Regions from separate parts of the Homo sapiens genome. Here region 1 is linked to region 2. Evidence: chromatin contacts called from ENCODE Hi-C or POLR2A ChIA-PET data. All regions are on one chromosome and are shown on one strand. The core of a region is the stretch at or near the end of the contact, and the rest is flanking DNA. Distances in the headings are between cores, read along the strand shown.

Region 1 (5,151 bases), core at 2,357-4,856, 230 kb before region 2:
TTAACTGGGTATGGTACACACCTGTAGTCCCAGCTACTTGGAAGTCTGAGAATCACTTGAACCTGGGAGGCGGAGGTTGCAGTGAGCCGAGATGGTGCCACTGCACTGCAGCCTGGGCCACAGAGAGAGACTTCATCTCAACAAACAAGAGAAAACAGTCACAGGTGTGGCTTTCAAGCCCAGCGTTCGCTGCTGTGAAATTTTTCTCACTGCAGCATTTGGCTACTCAGCCCTTTTTTTTTTTTCTTTTTTTTTTTTTTTTTGAGACGGAGTCTCACTCTTTCGCCAGGCTGGAGTGCAGTGGCGCGATCCTGGCTCACTGCAACTTCCACCTCCCGGGTTCAAGCGATTCTTCTGCCTCAGCCCCCTAAGTAGCTGGGAGTACAGGCACATGCCACCACGCCCAGCTAATTTTTTTGTATTTTTAGTAGAGATGGTGTTTCTCCATGTTGGCCAGGATGATCTTGATCTCTTGACCTCATGATCCACCTGCCTCGGCCTCCCAAAGTGCTGAGATTATAGGTGTGAGCCACTGCACCTGGCCTACTCAGCCCATTTTATAGGAACTGGTAGCCCTCTTTTACCCCTGCTTTTGTGGCTTTGTTACTCATCTTGCTCAATTTTGTGCCAAGAGTAAATGCAAATGTGGAAATGAAAACTATTGGCATTTTGTGCATCACCCTAGCCCCTCCGGATTCTGTGCCAAGGAGGAACTTTCTGTCTGACTTTCTTGCCTGTTGCTTCTCCCTATGGTACTCTCTTCCTCAGGGTCCTCCTTTGCAGCGCAGGTTGACTTCTCTGGAGAAGGGCATGGGAGCTGGTGGGCAGATGAGGATGGGATGTCAGATCCTGGTGACTGGCCCAGCAGCCTGTAGGAGCCACTCAGTAGTCACCTGGAGAACTCCATGCTGGAGTATGGAGGCCTGGAGGCTAAAAAGTGCAGCGAGTCCAGGCAGCCCAGGGAGATGTTAAGCAAAGGAAGGACACACCCAGGGGCGATGCCTAGAAACCAGGAAGTGGGCATCTCACCCTCTTTAGGCTCCCATCTCAGCTGGAGTCTCAGTTCATCTCTTTGTCTGTTTCCTGCCTTTGCTGTCTGTGACCGCATCAGTCCATAAACCAAAGTCCCACTACTTAGAGGAAATGTGGCCTGTGGTCTTGTCTCACTGAACGGGCCTTGACTGCCTCTGAAAACTGGGTTAGTCTCTGCACGGACAAAGGCTTGTATTATCTCCACTAAAGACAGGGAGGCCCACCAACCAGTCAGTATACTCTATCTCCACAGTCTAGGGATATGGTATATTTTTAACACTGGGATGTATTCCGTGACTAGGAAACATTGTGGAGGGGTGGAAAGAGTATAGGCTTTGGAGACAGAACAGCTACACGATCTTGCTCAATAATGATGCATGTTTGTTGAATGTTTACTATGTGCTAGGCACTGTACTAAATGGTTTACAAAGATTATCTCATTTGATCCTTAAAACAGTCAGTCTTCTGGGGTAGTAACTATAGTTTCATCTGACATGTCAAAAAACTGAAACTTAGGTTAAAATAACTTGCTCATAGCCCTGGCTGGTAGGTAGCAAGCTGGGATCCTAACCCAGTCTCATACTTTCCAGGTCCTCACCCTTAACTGCAACTTGTCAGCGTCCTAAGGTACTTGACCATGCAGCCTGTTCCCTAATCTTTAAAATCAGGCATTCTGGAAAGTTGAGGATTTGGATATGGTTTGTAAGTGCCTGGCACGCAGTCAGAATTTAATAAATGATACCGTTCTCATTCATAGAGAAGCTCAGGTGTCATTTTTATTCTATGGTTTTAAAATGAAATAATCTTGGTTAGTCACTTACAACTTTGACGACTTTAACCACCTGATGAAACCTACCAGTTTCTGCAGCCTCAGGTCTCCATAAGGGTCTTCTTAAATTGGCTCCTCCTCATTTCACCACCAGCTTTTGGGGCCCAAGGTCCTAAGGTTGTGTTCTTGAAGCCAAGTTCCCACATTAATCCATGTTAACCACATGTGGTTAAACCCCTGTTTACCATATACAGATCTATCAGGCTTGGTGCTACAGAGATGAGGAAGACAGTCCAGGCCTCCCGGGGGCTTAGAGCTTGGGGGTGAGAGTGGGGGTGGCAGACGTTAACAAAATCTCCCATGCAGTGTGATCAGCATTGGCACTGCGCTGCTGTCACCAAGGTTGATGGCCTCGGATTCCCCTCTGCATCCACCGGTGGGACAGCTGGGGTTGCAGGATTGAGAGGAACCCTGCCAGCTGCTCTGCATCCCAAGGCTCTGAGGCTGAGGGAGTCACGTGCGAGATGTTAGGTCCAAACCAGCCCGCCCTAAGTAGCAAGAATCTAGAACCTGAAGGAAGCTGGTGCAGTGTCCATCAAATCAGTTTCCACAAAGCTACTCCCCGTCTGCAGCTCAGTTTCTGTGAGACTTGCCCGAGGTCTTTTAGAGGCTTAAAATGGTTGGCTGGTGTCGGATTCCCTGAGAAGCAGCAGTTAGGAAGCGTGGTTCCTCCAGCACTTAGATGGTTTTCTGAAATTGCTCAAGTATTTCTTCATAATCATGTTCATCATCATCTGCAAAAGAGTCCGAGTCAATGAGGATCTTTAGCGTTAGGCAAGTTCCTTCCCTTCTGTAGGGCAGTTTCCTCATCTGTGCAGGGAAAGAGGTGGCCTGGATGCCCTACGGTCTTTGCTAGCCTAGAAACCACGATTTGTTCTGTCTCAACACTTTGCAACCCTTTCATTTTCCTGTATGCTGCAGGGAGGGTAGTATGTTGGGGACTGAACTCATTTTCCTTGCCAAAGCCCTAGAGCCCATGGGAAAGACAGTAGGAACCTTTCTACCTGAGCCCACCCCATAGAGGCCTGTCCATCAAACTGGGACCATAGAAGGGTCTGTCCCTGGACAGGGCCACCAGAGGCAAAGGAAGCAGCAAGGTAGGGAGGGGAGACACAAGGACAAGGGTGAGCAGCGCCCACAGGGACTCACCTAGATCCTGCCTTTGGGGCTTAGCGGGCCTGTGGCCCTTCCTGTGGGCAGGAATCTTGCTGTACGTACTGGAGCCATCCTTGATGAACTCTGGCAAGGTCTTCGCCTTGGGTTTGGGCAGCCGAGCGTGTTGCTGCAATCCTAAGACTTGAGAAGACTTTGGGAGAAAAAGCAGAAATCATCAGGGTCTCAAGAAATGGGGAAGCAGAGTCCATGAAAAACGGTCATTCACGTTAAGTGTCACTTCCTCTGCTTCTCTCTCTACTTCCTTTTCAGGCTATGACCTCTCAAGACCCCTGGTGTTTTTGCTACATGCATGTGAAATATTCTCTGGCAAGGGAGAAAGGGATCAGGGTAGAAAATGAGGATAGGGTTGGGGGTTGGAGACAGGGTGTTCCTGGGATTTTCCACTTAGGAATTTGGTCAATGTCCTTTAATTCTCTTGCTGAAGGGGAAAAAAGCAAAGTGGGGATACCGTAAGAAAGGAGCCACAAAGCCTTGTGACGACGCCTGAGCTGAGGTGGCCCAGAAGAAAGAGGACTTCCATTGCGTTCCCCCATGTGCCAGATGCTACATGACGTCTGCTCTTTAATCCTCAAGTTACCCTCTGAGTGGTTTCAATTCCCAGTTTATGTAGGAGAGAAAGTGTGCCTTGTCAAAGGTCACACGGGGATCCACAGCAGGGCCAAGGTTTGGACCCAGAGCCACGCCTGTGACCTGTAGAGGCAGAGGTCTTGGCGCCCCACCACGCTTTACAGAGTGTGCGGCACAGCTCCCTGATCAGCACCAAGATTCCAACGCACAGAGGGGAAAAGTTGTGGTTCCAGGGCGACAGCAGTGACCGGGCCCAGAGTCCCTCCACTGGGAGCCAAGACACGGGCTAAGGTCTGTCGGTTCTGGAAAGTACCCTTTTCAGCACTGGCACAAGGCCTGTGTTTCGGATGTTTCAGTCCAGCCATTGTCAGAAAATGACTTCCCACGCTCACGCCACAGATAAAAGCCCCTGCTGGGGCTGAGACCACTCAGGAGTCATCTTGTAATTTCCACTGCCACCTGCTGCCTACCACACGTGATTAAATACGAGTCACCCAAGATCCCAAAACAAGAGCTGGGGATAGTAAAGGACTTTTGATCTGTCTCATCCCCTCCCGTTCTCAGCAGACCACGGTAGTTAGAAGCTCAGGCTGTGTGGTCAGACCCAATTGCAAGCTCTGGCCCTGCCACTTGTTGGCTGTGTGATCTCAGGTAAACTATTTGACCTCTCTGTGCCTCTCACCTTCTCAACTGTGAAGCAGGACACCGGTGTGTAACTCAGAAGCACTGTGAGAATTGGTTGGGACAAAGCATATCAGGGGCCTGCCACAGAGTAAGCAGGTCACAGAAAGCAGCTGCAGAGGATATCACAGGTCTACTGGTGAGAAAAAGGACGCTCGGAGGAGTACCCAGCACAGGCAGAGTAAGTGAACCGGAACGTAAACTTAGTCTTTCTGACCCCATGCCTGGCTCTCTCCCGCTCATCTGTGATTCTGTTTGGCCCCGTTTAGCAGGTCCTCTCTGGCCTTGGAGCAGGTAAGGTCCCTGCCCCGACAGAACTCTTTTCAGCCAGAGACTCAGGTAGGACTCACTAAAAACAACCTGTCCTGAGCTACGTAGAGCGTGCAGTGGGAGCACAGAAGAGGAGGCAGGACCACCGCTGCTGAGTGAGAAATCCGAGTCCCACCTTGCCTGTGAGCCTGAAGGAGGAAGAACACTGCTGGCAGAAGGCCTGGGTGTGGGGCTCTGGAGCAGGAGTCCCGGCGCCATGAGGGAGCTGCGGGCATTTCTCTCGCTGGAGCGTGGACAGCAGAGTGAGTGGAGGAAGATGGGTCGGGGAGGTGCGACAAGTCAGCTTATAAAGGACCCTGGATGCCATGTTAAGGGGTTTGCATCATCCCATGATGATGGGCAGCCACAGAAGGTTCCAGAAGATGGAGCTGAGGTCCATCAATGACTAAGAAAGGAGTTAGGAGGCCTTTCTGACAGCTTTTGTAAGAGCCTGCTGAAGTAGTTTAGGAGAAAAATGATGAGGCTCGAACTAGGGAGTGAAGGCAGCAGTAGTGGAGAGAGGAAAGCACCATGAACTTGGAGTTAGACTGTCCATG
Region 2 (6,250 bases), core at 2,471-4,970:
GAGCACACCACACGCACTTCTTGGCTGGGCAGCAGAGGGGGATGCTGGGAACTGGGCATCACTAGATTCTGCCTGGAAAGGGGGGTCTGGGCCAGCCGAGGGTCTGGGGCAACAGTAGCTGGAGGCTGCCGAGGCAGGGGAGGCCTGTGGCTTCCTGTGAAGAACAGAGGAGCCACTTCCTTTAAGCAGATGGCTGGGGGAGGGGTGGAAGATGAGGGAGCATAGGCTTCCTGGCTTAGCGGGCGGAAAAGGGGTCCCAGGAAGGCCCCATGAACAGGTCCAGAGCAGCCTTCTCTTTCCCTCTTTCTGGGTCTCCATGGAACAGACAGCTGAGACAAGGTAAGGTCACACTTGTGAAGTTCTGTGCCGTGAAGCCACAGAAAGGATAGTCAGGTTAGGGAACAGGCTCATCTGTAGAGGCCAGTAAAGAAATGGAGCCTTGGTTATTCCAAAAAGCAAGTCCAAGCACCTACCCCCCAGTATCCAAGTCCCAGTCCCCAGCCTCAGAACCCAGTCCCAGAAATCCAGCCCCCATTTCCCCGCTCCAAGCACCAGTTCCCAGAGAAACGTCCAGTGCCAAGTCAGAAGCTGGCAGAGGCCCACTGGTTCATTATCTGTGTGAACAAATGGCATGGGCCCACAGGAGAGATTTTTTTTTTTTTTTGAGACAGGGTCTTGCTCTGTCGCCCAGGCTGGAGTGCAGTAGCACAATCACGGCTCACTGCAGCCTTGACCTCCTGGGCTCAAGTGATCCTCCCACCTTAGCCTCCCAATTGGGACCACAGGCATGGACCACCACATCCAGCTAGTTTTTTTTTTTTTTTTTTTTTTTTAGATGGAGTTTCGCTCTGTCACCCAGGCTGGAGGGCAATGGTGCAATGGTGCGATCTCGGCTCACTGCAACCTCCACCTCCCGGGTTCAAGCGAGTCTCCTGCCTCAGCCTCCCGAGTAGCTGGGATTACTGGTGCGTGCCACCATGCCCGGCTAATATTTGTATGTTTAGTAGCTACGGGGTTTCGCCATGTTGGCCAGGCTGGTCTTGAACTCCTGACTTTAGGTGATCTGCCTGCCTCAGCCTGACCACAAATTCTTGATGAACCAGTAGAGCTTGCCTCCCAGCACCCACAGCTACCAGGGCACAGCGTGGTTTAACTGCTCCAGGTTCTGATCTGCAGAAGGGGTAGGGGTCTTCACTCAGCCATGATCACTATCCTTGGAACCCACCAAACTAAGCCCATTTCTCCTTCAGTCTTTCACACTTGGGCCAAAGACACCTCCAGGCATGCCGGTGCCTAGGCCAGACACCTTCCCAAAGGCTTTTCCCCCTAACTTTTCAGTGATGGCTCCTTCTGCACTCTTTGGTCTTCACTCAAATGTCACCTCCTCAGAGAAGCCCTCCCTGACCACCTACTTTAAAATTGCCTCCTTGTTTCTCTCTACCATAGTAATTGCCAACTTGTCTGCCCCTTGGAATCATCTGAGAGCTTAAAATTGTATGGATACCTGTGTCTCACTCACGGTGTGGGAACAGCTTGCTCTCCATGTCACTCTTTTAATTTTCTGTATAAAGCCAGTAAAGACATAGAGTCTTGGTGACTCCAAGAAGTAGGCCCGGGTACCCAACCCCAAGTACCCAAGTCCCAGTCCTCAGCCTCAGAGCCCAGCTCCAAACACCCAGGTCCAAAGTTTTACATATATTAACTCTTTTCATCCTTACAATAATTCTCTCGGGTGTTCTTAGGATCCGCATTTTACAGATGAAGAGATCAAGGTACAGAGAGGTTAAATAATTTCCCTAAGGCAAGCAGCTAGCAAGTGACAGGACAAGGATTTGAACCCAGAGAGTCTGCCTCTGTAGAACAGTGCCTGGCATCTAGAGGGGCTCAATAAATAATTGTCCAATGAATGAATGACTTAATCTTAACTCCCTCTGCCTCACCCACCCCCATATTCAATCCATCAACCCACCTGCCTGAGGATTGTATCTTCTAATTATTTATTGAATCTGTTCATGTCCCACCCACAGTAGCCTCCCTCTCATCTAGCTTACTACCTTCCATGCTGGAGGGCACCTCCTAGGTGTCCCTGTGTCCACTCTTACTCCCGTATCCACTCCTGTCTATTCTCCACACAGAGGTAGGGAGATTTTAAAACACTAAGTACCCAGTGACTGCCCACAGCACTTAGAAGAAAATTCTATTTCCTTACTATGGCCTCCAAGGTCTTAAATAATTCGCTCCCGTAAACCTCCAGAGCCTCATCTCACTCAGTTTCCTTTCCCTTATTTTCCAGCCTGCTAGCCTCATTGCCTTTGCACAAGCTCTTCCCTCTGCCTGGAACACTTGTTGCTTCAGGAGTCGGCTCGATGTAACTTCTACAGGGACCTGAGCCCCAATCCAAGTTAGACACCTGGTTATTGCAGCAGCCTGTATCTCACCGTCCCAGAATGAATCATGACTGCAATGAAAACGATGGCATGAGCATTTGTTACCATCAGGCTTCCGCCCTAGATTATGAGCTCCCTGAGGACAAGCAGAGGGTTCATCTCTCTTTATAGCTAGAACCCAGCACAGCGCCTGGCACTCAGGAGGCACCCAATTACTTTGGCTGACTGGATAGACATACATACAGACGGACGGATAAATGGCTGGAAGAGGAGTGATTGAAAAAATACATTTTAAAATGCCCTGGCTGCATTTCTTAGAGCAGTTATAATGCGCGCAATTCACACGGGAATTATTTTCACCCTTTGAGGGTCCGCACCCACCGGTGCCCCAGTCGCCTTTCCCAGGCAAGGCCACTGGGCGGGGCATCCGGGGCCGTCGGAGTGACGTAACAGCGGGGCGCGTCCGGAGCCGGCCCTCACTTCCTGATTGGCAAGCGCGGTGGCCACACCCACCGCCGCAGCCGTCGGAGTAGAGATGGTGGCAGCGATGGGCGGAGGGGGAGGCCCGGCGTTCGCGCAGACGGCGGTGGGGCGGTGGGGCGGTGGGGCGGTGGGGCGGCCGCGCCGGCTTCAGGGCGTCGGGGTCTCCCGGGGCACGTTCATGAAGCCGGCGAGGTGGAGACTGGGCGCCGAGCGGTTTGCGAGGCTCGCGCGGTTCCGGGGGGCAGTGGGACGGCGGAGGGCTCGTGCGCTGCGGCTGGACCGCTCCCCGCGGCGGGCCGGGCACAGGGTGTGACCGGGCCTCCGGGCGCTCGCTGCAGCGCGTCTATTTCGGTGCCTCTGACCTCAGCGAGGAAAGTCCCAGAAACACAGCCCCACCCTCCCTCTCACCCTCCTTGACACGCTCGCCTCTTCCCCACCACCCCAAACTCAGACCCAGAAGAACTGCGGGAAACTAGGCGCCTGCAGACCTGGTTTCTTAGCCCTAACTCTGTGTGACCCAGAACAGGAGTCCATGACTTGTGGACGTTAGTCCGCTTATCTGTAAAATGAAGCGACACCTGCGTTAGATGATGCGAGGTATGAAGTACCCTGCACTAGGGGTGCTGGTGCTAGGTGCTCCAGGGTTACTAGTTTCTTCCTGATCCTGCCGCTGATGTGCTCTGTGTCTTAGAGCAATTTCACTTAACCTCCGGGGCCAGGCTTCCCCCATCCTAGGATGAGTCAATTGCCTTTCTAGTCCCAGGGTCCTGGGGGCCAGGCCTTCTTGAATCATGGAGTCCGTGGCAAGCTAAGAGCAGGCACCGCCTCCTGGTGTCGGGGCTCTTGCCTTTCTGAGCCCTCACCCTCTTCTTTCCCCATGCTCCCCACCCCCCAGCTCAGGGCCCTCCAGCCTTGTCTCTTGACTTCTCTAAGGTTCCTCTGACAAGTGAGTTTTCTCATCCTCCCTGATGGCTCGAATGAGGTTGTGCCTAAGATGGCTGGGCTCCCCAGAGGCTCTTTGAGGTTTCAGTCTGCTGAGACCTTAAAGGGCATCCCAGGACAACCTTCCTGCATGTTCCTACCAAGGTTGAGTCACTCCCCTGCACAAAACCATTCAGAGGCTCCGTATGGCCCTCAGGCCACTTGGCAAGACCCACAGGCCACAATACCAAGGTCTCTCTTCTCAGCCAAGCCCCCAGGCAGGCTATAGCCAGACTCAACTTTCAGCTGTCTTTCCTCTCTCCCAGTGACACAAACCTCTGCTGGGATCACTTCTTCCCTGAGCCATCCCCTCACACCTTTTACCTGGCTAACTCCTCATCCCTGATCATCATGGAAGAGGATGGATCCTGACCCCTAAGGTGGGTCTCAGTTCAGCTGAGGACTGGTGAGTGACTGCTGACCTCACTCAGCGCAGCCACTCCCCTCCTTGCCTCCTTCCCTCTGCCCACGTTGAACTTTCAGCTGCTTGAAAATACATGTCTCTCTCGCCTCTGAGCCTTTGCACCTGTTTTTCTCTCAGACCTAAACACTCTTCCCTTCCCTATTTAACTTGTATTTATCCTTCAAAAAAAAAAAATCTCAGTTTAGGGCCAGGTGTGGTGGCTCATGCCTGTAATCCCAGCATTTTGGGAAGCCAAAGTGGGCGGATCACCTGAGGTCAGGAGTTCAAGACCAGCCTGGCCAACATGGCAAAACCCCATCTGTACTAAAAATAGCAAAAATTAGCCGAGCATGGTGGCATGCACCTGTAGTCCCAGCTACTCAGGAGGCTGAGGCAGGAGAATCGCTGGAACCCAGGAGGCAGAGGTTGCAGTGAGCCGAGATTGCACTACTGCACTCCAGCCTGGGCGACAGAGCGAGACTCCGTCTCAAAAAAAAAAAAAAAAAAAAAAAAAAAAAAAAATCAGTTTAGAAGTCAGTTTCTCTATGGGTTGGAGGCTGGAGTTCATGACCAGCCTCTGCAATATAGAACACATACTGTCTTGGCAGTATTTAATGTCTCCCCATTAGAATGTAAGTTATCGGTTGGCAGTGGTGGTGGCTCACACCTGTAATCCCAGCACTTTGGGAGGCCAAGGTGAGATGATTGCTTGAGGCTAGGAGTTCAAGACCACCCCGAGCAACATAGCAAGACCCCATTTCTACTAAAAAAAAATTTTTTTTTTTTGAGATGGAGTTTCACTCTTGTTGCCCAGGCTGGAGTGCAATGGCGTGGTCTCATCTCACTGCAACCTCCACCTCCCGGGTTCAAGCAATTCTTCTGCCTCAGCCTCCCAAGTAGCTGGGATTACAGGCATGCACCACCATGCCTGGCTAATTTTGTATTTTTTTTAGTAGAGATGGGGTTTCTCCATGTTGGTCAGGCTGGTCTCGAACTCCTGACCTCAGGTGATCCACCCGCCTCAGCCTCCTGAAGTGCTGGGACTACAGGCATGAGCCACCATGCCTGGCCTCTACTAAAAATTTTTTAAAATTAGCTGAGCATACCTGGCATGTACCTGTAGTTCCAGCTAATCGGGAGGCTGAGGCATGAGCATCACTTCTGCATAGGAGGTTGAGGCTGCAGTTAAGCTTAAGATCAAGCCATTGCACTCCAGCCTGGGCAACAGAGCAAGACCCTGTCTAAAAAAAAAAAGAGAAGAGAAGAGAAGGGAGGGAAGGGGAGGGGGCGGAGAGGAGACCGAGTGTGGTGGCTCACACCTGTAATCCCAACACTTTGGGAGGCCGAGGCGGGTGGATCACCTGAGGTCAGGAGTTCAAGACCAGCCTGGCCAACATGGCAAAACCCCATCTTTACTAAAAAAATACAAAACTTAGCCAGTCGTGGTGGTGGGCGCCTGTAATCCCAGCTACTTGGGAGGCTGAGGCAGGAGAATCATTTGAACCTGGGAGACGGAGGTTGCAGTGAGCCGAGATCGCGCCATTGCACTTCAGCCTGGGCAACAAGAGGGAAACTCCGTCTCAAAAAAAAAAAAAAAAAAAAAAAAAGATGTAAGTTACAGGAGAGTAAAGATGCCTTGTCACTATATCTCCTAATGACAATGATGGCCACAGGCCCTGGCCCAAAATGGAATCTCAGTAGGAGTTTATTGAATTAATGAGTGAGTGAATCTCTACCCAGTGCTTGTCCAGTCCCTGCTTACATACCTCCAGAGGCAGGGAGCTCACTACTCTTGAAGCAGCCCACTCCGTTTGCAATTAGAAGACCTCTAATTCCTGCCCACCCCCAACCATTGCCGAAGAGATTCCCTGGAGCTGAGGCCCAGAGAGAGTGATTACCTTGCCTGAGGTAGTTGGTGCAGAGCCAAGACCTACTCAACTGTCCTGAGGGCATGTGCAAGCTCACCTAATCCTGAAAGAGCCCCTAGGTGTCAGCA

Evidence for each region. A loop is a pair of places that touch in the nucleus more often than their neighbours do. ChIA-PET counts read pairs that join two places held with the same protein, here RNA polymerase II (POLR2A). Pooled maps may share reads with other maps.
Region 1: a pooled map shows a loop between it and region 2 (3-fold over the local background). The contact joins two enhancer-like sites. A Hi-C loop is called at or near these places in 3 of 50 pooled maps. POLR2A ChIA-PET finds 5 or more read pairs at or near these places in 3 of 52 experiments (GM10248, activated CD4-positive, alpha-beta T cell and activated T-cell).

Annotation. Positions count from the first base shown.
Region 1 is chr1:27,883,311-27,888,461 of GRCh38, reverse strand. It overlaps THEMIS2 (thymocyte selection associated family member 2), which reads right to left. Exons shown (of 6, transcript NM_001105556.3): 5 at 3,011-3,167; 6 at 1,787-2,595. The coding sequence ends at 2,540. Among named protein-coding and RNA genes, the nearest start is that of THEMIS2, 13 kb to the right of the region's middle. RefSeq lists enhancers at 3,568-3,617, 4,818-4,867. Within about 2 kb of position 3,606, at least 16 of the 41 ENCODE cell types and tissues checked have a DNase peak (open chromatin) inside an H3K27ac peak, as active enhancers do.
Region 2 is chr1:27,656,766-27,663,015 of GRCh38, reverse strand. It overlaps LINC02574 (long intergenic non-protein coding RNA 2574), which reads left to right and starts at 294. Exons shown (of 2, transcript NR_151722.1): 1 at 294-339; 2 at 2,294-2,688. RefSeq lists enhancers at 1-162, 232-441, 163-678, 3,280-3,780 and a silencer at 2,931-3,170. Within about 2 kb of position 3,720, at least 31 of the 41 ENCODE cell types and tissues checked have a DNase peak (open chromatin) inside an H3K27ac peak, as active enhancers do.